Regions from separate parts of the Homo sapiens genome. Here region 2 is linked to region 1. Evidence: chromatin contacts called from ENCODE Hi-C or POLR2A ChIA-PET data. All regions are on one chromosome and are shown on one strand. Each heading gives the region's core, a stretch centred on a gene start or an enhancer-like site at or near the end of the contact. The rest is flanking DNA. Distances are from core to core; before and after follow the strand shown.

Region 1 (4,023 bases), core at 697-3,196:
CGCCCGGCATCCGGCACTGCCCGCCCCCGCCGCGGCCCTCGTCCGGGGCTCCCGGGAGAGGCCGCCCGCCGCCTCGCCGCTAATCCGCGTGCGGAGCCCCGGGAGCGCGGGGGACCGTGCGGCTCTGCTCCGAGTGTGTGTGGGGGTCGTCCGGGCTCGTCCTCCAGGGGTCCTGGGTGGTGGCTGAAAACCCGGCTCGGAACCCTCCTGCCTCTAAAAAACCGTTGTTGTGCTTCGCAGCGGTTCTTCTCTGTTCGGCCCCGTGGCCGGTGGCCGTGGTGCTTCCTGGCCTCCCTGGGGGGAGGGAGCGGGGAGATAACGGGGAATCTGGCTGGCATTTCAGCAGATTTGTTTGGCTTGGTTCAAGGCCTTTGGCGGATAGGAGTAGGGAGAGAGAGTACTGCCTGTTGCTGAATTCGGTGCGATCAGCTTCTCTGAATCATCTGTGTTTTTAAAGCAACATTGAAAGTTGTTAAGCGCAGTTTCTAAAGCACAGGTTAGGGTGGGGCGTTAGGGAAACTCGTGTGGACAGAGATGTTACTTAAGGCTTCATATAAAATTTTAAAGTAGTCAGAGGGGAGGAAAGGATCTGAACTTTTTATTTTAGGAGAATTCCTTTGAATGTATTTCTGCTAACTTTGAGGTTCTTTGTGGAGCTAGAGACAGGGTGCTGAGTTAGAAAATCCCGGAGGACCACTATGAGAAGTGCAAAAGGTGAGGACACCCAATTCTTCCCTAAGTGAAGTTCAGTTTCACTAATTGGCAGGAAAAGTGTCTGCTTGAGGGAAGATGTGCACATTCTCAAGCAGATTCACATTTTTCGTTGAAATTGTTTTGAAGGGACTTATTGTTTGAGGTTAAAAAAAAAAGCCATTAAGAAATGCTGATGGCTTGTGGCTTGTTTTATTAGGGGGACTTGTTCAGTCTTGTTGCATTCTGAAAATTTATCGTGAAGTATTATAATTTTCAATTAATTTTGGCCTAGGGAGTTCTATTTGCACTACTATACCTTCCAGGAATATGACATCATTAATGAACGGGTTAATTACTTTGGGTTTAAGAATCCTCAGGCTGTCACAAAATTTTCAAAGCAAATTTCTTCTATGTCCAGAAGAATTGTAGATTTAAAACTGAAAATGATTTTTGAGAGGTAAGGATTAGTTGCTGGGTCCAGTGTAAGATTTCTTTTTTAACACTTGTAGTAAACTGTGTGGTCATGGTTAAGTCTCTTTGTGTAGTTAGCAAATGTTACTGAAAGAATATTAGAGCAAATGGAAACCAGGACATTGAGTTTACTTCCTTCATTTTGGGAGTTCAGTTAAACTGAATTCTCACATATTTGAGTGTCTACCATGTACTAGACACTTTCTGAGATTGCTTCTGACTTCCTTATCTCAATTAATGGCAGTCCCACTCTTCCCAAACCAGAAGGTGCTGAGCTGTTCTTAATCAGTTCAGACCTTTACCTGAAATGGATAATAAGATGGAGAGCCTTGAGAAATGAACTTCCAAAGTTCAGTACATGCGGTTAGCATGACTGCTGGTTTTAGAGTTCTCAGCCACTTATTGCTTATGAGCAATAGGGGCTGTATCTTCAAAACCTAACTAGACGACGACTCCTCCCTCCTCCTCCTCCTCCTCCTCCTCCTCCTCCCCCTCCTCCTCCTCCTCCTCCTCCTCCTCCTCCCCCTCCTCCTCCCCCTCCTCCTCCTCCCCCTCCTCCTCCTCCCCCTCCCCCTCCTCCCCCTCCTCCTCCTCCTCCTCCTCCTCCTCCTCCTCCTCCTCCTCCTCCTCCTCGTCCTCCTCCTCCTCCTCCTCCTCTCACCAGCACCATCATCATCACGGCCATCAGGCCATCATCATTCCCTTGGTTCGTCACCATTCTCTCTCCTGGATTATTGCAGTACTTTAATGAGGTTCAATGCTTTTGTTCTTTATTCTCCACACAGACGCCTCTGTGATTCTTTCAGATCATGTCATTCTTCTGCTCTCAGGGCCTGCCCTCTCCTGTGTCTCTCTTGTCTCAACCACACACACATTTGCCGCCTTACTCTTCTTGCCAAGAAGTATGTTCCTGCTTCAGCGCCTTTGTGCTTGCTTTTCCCTCTGTCTGGATGACTCCTCTTTTCCAGATACCTGTGTGGCTGCTCCACTTTTTGCAGGTTCTCATATACGTGAGGCTTTCTCTGATAGCCTATGTGAAATAGCAACTTCCCCAGCTCTCACAAGACTCCATAGCCCACCTTTTAAAATAGTATGGTATTTATTCCTAACTGATATCTATTTATTTGTTTTTATGTCTTTCTTATCTTATTAGAATATAAGCTCTGAGAGGGCAGGAACTTAGTTTCGTTCACTGCTGTATTTTTAGGACCTAGATTAGTGTAAAGCACATGTAGTACTCCGATGAATGATTGAGAAGTGCACAAGACACAGCTTCTGCTTTCAAGGAACTTAAAATCTAGCCTGGGGGTAATGAGTTGTTACTGTTAGAACTGCTAGGAAAGGGTAAGTAAAGAGGGACCCTGATCTTATAGTCAGGGGATGAACCCTAGACCAGGGGTGGTCAGGACAGAGAATTTGTAAACATTTTAGGAAACATACTAGTAAAAGGTAGATAGTTTGAAGTATACACCAAAAATAAAGCAAAATCCAACATTTTGTGTTAAAATCTCAGACAGCCATAGGTTATTATTTGCATGCTCTTACAATAATAACTGTAAGTGATAATGACTGTTTTAAAAGTACATGTATAGGTTCTTTAACCCCGTGACCTCATGAGGTTTTGCTGTTAGTAGGCAAGTTGTGAGCTGGGATTTACACAGAGCTTTCTGAAGGCAAAGTCACTGTACAGGCTGCCTTTTATTTATTCCCCCCCAAAAAGTGCCTAAATCTGTGGAGAGATCGTACATTAAGTTAGGAAACAGTCTTAGGACTTTATAGGATTCAAACACTTTTGGTGTTTATTTAGGAGCATTTGTGGATACTTTGAAAGGTGGACTCTATATACATCAACTAGTTAAAAATCTTTTAAGTAGTGAAAATGAAGAAAAAATTTTTGTTTCTTAATTCTGATTGTCCTGTCTGTTTCCTTTAAGGTACTCATTCTTTTTTATCTAGTTACAGTGATTTTTGTACATGTCACAGATGATGAGATTTTTGGGGGTGAGTGGCATTTTTGTATGGTGGAAAGCAGATTGGAATTAGTGTCTTGATTTTTGAATCTTGGCTTTGTTATTGATTGTGTGTCCTGTGGGCAAGACTCCACCTTTCTGAACCTTGATTTACTCATTTGTGAGATATTTCATGGGTGTTTTTCAAGAAAATATTTATGAAATAGAAGAAATTATTTACCTTCAGAATGGCCTTCAGTAAATGTCATTTGAAAAAATGGCTAATTGGAAGTGTTTCCTCTATAATGCTGTATGACTGTAGGAGACTAAATAGCTCTGGATTATTAAGTCAAATCATTTTCATAACATATTGCTCAATATATTGTTTTCCTCTGTAAAGCAATATATCCCTAGGTGATGAAATAGAACATTAAAATTTATGGCTGGGCGCGGTGGCTCACGCACTTTGGGAGGCCGAGGCAGGCAGATCATCACGAGGTCAGGAGATCCAGACCATCCTGGCTAACACGGTGAAACCCCGTCTCTACTAAAAAAACAAAAAATTAGCCGGGCATGGTGGCGGGCGCCTGTAGTCCCAGCTACTCGGGAGGCTGAGGCAGGAGACTGTTGTGAACCTGGGAGGCAGAGCTTGCAGTGAGCCAAGATTGTGCCACTGCACTCCAGCCTGGGCGACAGAGCGAGACTCTGTCTCAAAAAAAAAAAGAAAAAAGAAAAAAAAGAACGTTAAAATTTATTACGTAAGTGGTTCCCAGACTCCTCCAGTTGACATCAGAATCACTTGACAATGTTAATGATGTGCAAGCCCTTTCTTATTCGGTAGATCTGGAGTGTGGCCTATTGATTTGTATTTTATAAACATTCTAGGTAAGTTTAAATAACTTGATCAATA
Region 2 (3,754 bases), core at 167-2,666, 680 kb after region 1:
TTTTAAACATTTATCTTCTCAGAATAATTTTCTGAAGTTTATATTTTAGAAATTACATCTCTGTTACACTGTCCTTTAAGGTACAAGGTTTCTCATTCTTGCCAACTTGGCATTTGGGGGTGCGATGATTCTTTGTTGGGGTAGCGTGGAGTAGGGGGCTGTCCTGTGTATTGTAGGATGTAGGATGCTTAGCAGCATCCCTGGCTTCCACACTATTAATGCCAGTAGGTTTTCCTCCTCCCTCTAGTTGTGACAGCCTAAAATGTCTTCAGGCATTGCCAAATGTCTCTTAAGAGGTAAACTAACCCCTAGCTGAGAACCCCTGCTTTACTGTACCTGTGCAAATTTTCTGCAGGTGTGTCTGAGCTGTCGATAGGTGGAGGCAAAATGGCCTCCACCCAAAACTGACACTGAAACATATTAGTTATAATCTAATTTATGTAATAATGGGTACTTTTTTCCTATTAGGCAGTATAATAATATTATTATAATAATGAACATTTTGGGTACTTACTGTGTACCAGGCACTGTACTAGGCATTTGCTATGCCACATTTTCTCATTTCAATCTCTTGATGCCCAGGAAGGTAGGTACTATTGTTAACCTTATTTTCCAGTTGAGAAAACTGGAGCTTAAGTGATAAGACTCTCATGGAGCTAGTAAATGTTGGAGCCAGGCTGTCTGAACAGAGTCATGTTCTTAATCACTGTTCTCTGATCTCTGCTAGGTTAAAGAGATGGAGAATCTTAAAGTATTTTATCTTTCAAAAGTCTGGAATAAAAATGTGAATGCCTAGATTCCAGATTAATCCTGTTTGTTCATAATAACCTCATAAATCTAATACCCACTAATCCAGTAGTTACTAACTTGAAGCATGGAAAATACCCTTTTACCCAGCATAATTGGAACTAGTGAATTGAAAATATCAACTCAAGCAGGGAATTGTTAAAAAGTATACATTCAAACTGTTTTATTATCATTAACACATATAAGAATATGTTTGCCAAACTCTTGTGAGACCAAGGGCTTTTCTTTGACAATGATTCTACTCTTTTAAATTCTTAATTGTGTTAATAGGCTAAACCATAAGAATAAAAACATAGAGACTAACAACATAATCTGAGTACAAAATCTTAGATTTCATAAATTTTTTCTCATTTTTTCATAGCTGTCCTGCCCACATTTAATCCAACAGCTTTCTTTTTAATGACTTGCCTTTATTAAGTTTGTATAAAGCCTTAGTTTTTAATAGGAACAACGTTTATCTTTTGTACTCATATTTCATCAGCTTTCATGATTAAATTTCATAATTAAAATAGCAAGTCAATTGGTATAAACAGCTCACTCTTTGTCAGCATGAGGTCCAGCTGGCAGGAACAGAAAGTATGTATGGCACCTAGGGATCACCCACTAGACTGCTAGTGCCATTGGGTATTTGTCAGCATGGTTTGCAGGGAAATTATGAGCAGTGGTTAATCCAGGAAGTTGTTCAGTGGAAGTCAGTTACACAGAGTGGTTACTGTAAGAGCTTTTCTTGGGCCACACAACTTTCAAGTCAGACAGGCAATTTGTTACAGTATGATAATATACCACAAATAGTGGCTCTGGATAACAAAATTTGGAGCAGAAATTAAGCTCTGTAAAGTATAAACTGTACATTTTAAAAATTGTTGTTTATACTTTTATATAGTATAAAACATATCTAAACAAACAACTCTGTCTTATAATAGACAACTTTGATTCACTGAAATTAGCAGACTAACTCATTTTTCCTAATCAGAACCTTAAAGCAAGTCTTCTTGTTGAAGGAGTACATCAGTGTCAGATGTAATTTATCCTCTAGCACCAAGGTGTGGCAGAGCTGACCTGGCTGTCACTCAGCCGCTTATCACCGGGTAGTTTCCATTTGGCTGCCTAATGCATTCCTGACTTCACTGTGGCTAAGTCTCAGGTGGGGAGGGGGTGGAGGGGGAGTACTTTACTAAAGTATGCTATACAGCTGATATTATATGTAAAAATCATATTTGGCTGATGAAGCTATAATCACTTTATTATTATGTTGTTTTTATAAACATTATTTTACAAATTTAGACTTCAGAGGCTATTTTAGTCCAACATAGAAGCCAGGTCCATTGCTGGAAAAATACTGGATCAGTAGAGGAATCCCATTGTTTGTATTTAGTAAAATAAGCAACATGCCATTGATGCTTTTCTTTCCAGTCCTTTCTCATGCCCACTTCTCTTTGCCATTTTGCTAGTGAGTGTATGTTTATATTGAGAACCAGGATTAAATGACAGTAATAATATAGCTAACATGCATCATGTTACTTCTTTGTACTTTATTGAGTTCCTCACTTAATGCCCATTGGACATTAAGGTGGATCTGTACTGGTGATAGAAGTCCAAGTGATAGCCACATCCTCCTTATGGAGGCACAGACTAGGCAGTAGGGCTGCATTCAGATTAACCTGAATTACTTATCTTCCTTTGAGTATGTATGTGTTTTGTGTTATTTATTTATTTATTTATTTATTTATTTATTTATTTATTGAGACAGAGTCTCACTCTCTCACCTACGCTGGAGTTCAGTGGCACGATCTCCGCTCACTGCAATCTTTGCCTCCTGGATTCAAGCGATTCTCGTGCCTCAGCCTCCCAGGTAGCTGGGATTACAGGTGTGCAGCACTGTGCCAAGCTAATTTTTGTATTTTTAGTAGAGATGGGGTTTCACCACGTTGGCAAGGCTGGTCTCAAACTCCTGGCCTTAAGTGATCTGCCTGCCTTGGCCTCCCAAAGTGCGGTATTACAAGCGTGAGCCACCGTACCTGGCCTTTTGTTTTCATTTAGATAGTCACCATGATCAGAGTACTAAGGAAATTTATAAGTGGAAAATACTAAGTTATAGAATAATTATAATGTTGCCTATATCCTGCATAGCTTGTTGAGGAGGAGACCCTTTCCAAGCCATTACTCATCTTGGTTTCTGTGGCCCCACAGGACTTCTTCAATTTTGCACCGAGTGTATAATTGTCTATGAAGTGTGTTCTCCTTGAATCCTATAGAGAGGAATGCATTAATGAAGACAGAGGAGCCCATGGGCTCTTGGCAGTGGCATTTGTTGCTCCACTGATCAACAGTGTTGATAGGCTTGTCTTCATGGTAGGTGGAGTGTTACTCTCAAAGTCAAGTTACTGAAGATGCTGTGATAGGGAAGGGCCTCCCTCTACTGCACACTGCCCAGGAGAAACACAGTATCTGGTCTGAAGCGCATCTAAGAGTATTTTCCCATTCCTTAAAAGAGGGACGACTAATGCTTATGCACCTAAATATTCTTTGGATAACTGTAAGCCACCAGATTTGATTGTTCTTACTGTTCACCTTCCTTCTCCTCCTCCTCCATTCCAAAACACATACAAATCAGGTTGAACAGTGATTGAGGAGACAAAGCACATTTCAGTTGCTGTTTTCTGTCTTTACCTCTCACCCTCTTGTAATCAGCCATCTTTAACATAGTTTCTTTAGAATACCACACTTATCTTGATTTGTACTAAAGTTACAGCTTTAGCACTCTCATATACTCTCAATTTTGCTATCAAGAGCTGTTTTTCAAGTTCCAGTCTGTCAAATAAGCATCATTAAATAGCTGTTATAAATTTTAGTGGATTATTTTTTAGTGCATATAGAACATCAGGGAATATGATTAGCTAAATATATTTCTAAAATTGTGTGCTTATTTTGTTTATTCAGTTTTTTT

The links. A loop is a pair of places that touch in the nucleus more often than their neighbours do. ChIA-PET counts read pairs that join two places held with the same protein, here RNA polymerase II (POLR2A).
Region 2: a loop to region 1 is called in a map with no recorded cell type, with 12 times the contacts of the local background. The contact joins two enhancer-like sites. A Hi-C loop is called at or near these places in 1 of 37 single-sample maps with no recorded cell type. POLR2A ChIA-PET finds 5 or more read pairs at or near these places in 2 of 52 experiments (H1 and PC-3).

The regions. Positions count from the first base shown.
Region 1 is chr14:70,908,410-70,912,432 of GRCh38, forward strand. All of the region lies in intron 1 of PCNX1 (pecanex 1), which reads left to right. Among named protein-coding and RNA genes, the nearest start is that of PCNX1, 3.0 kb to the left of the region's middle. RefSeq lists a silencer at 1-202. Within about 2 kb of position 1,947, at least 2 of the 41 ENCODE cell types and tissues checked have a DNase peak (open chromatin) inside an H3K27ac peak, as active enhancers do.
Region 2 is chr14:71,590,680-71,594,433 of GRCh38, forward strand. All of the region lies in intron 5 of SIPA1L1 (signal induced proliferation associated 1 like 1), which reads left to right. Among named protein-coding and RNA genes, the nearest start is that of SNORD56B, 190 kb to the left of the region's middle. Within about 2 kb of position 1,417, at least 4 of the 41 ENCODE cell types and tissues checked have a DNase peak (open chromatin) inside an H3K27ac peak, as active enhancers do.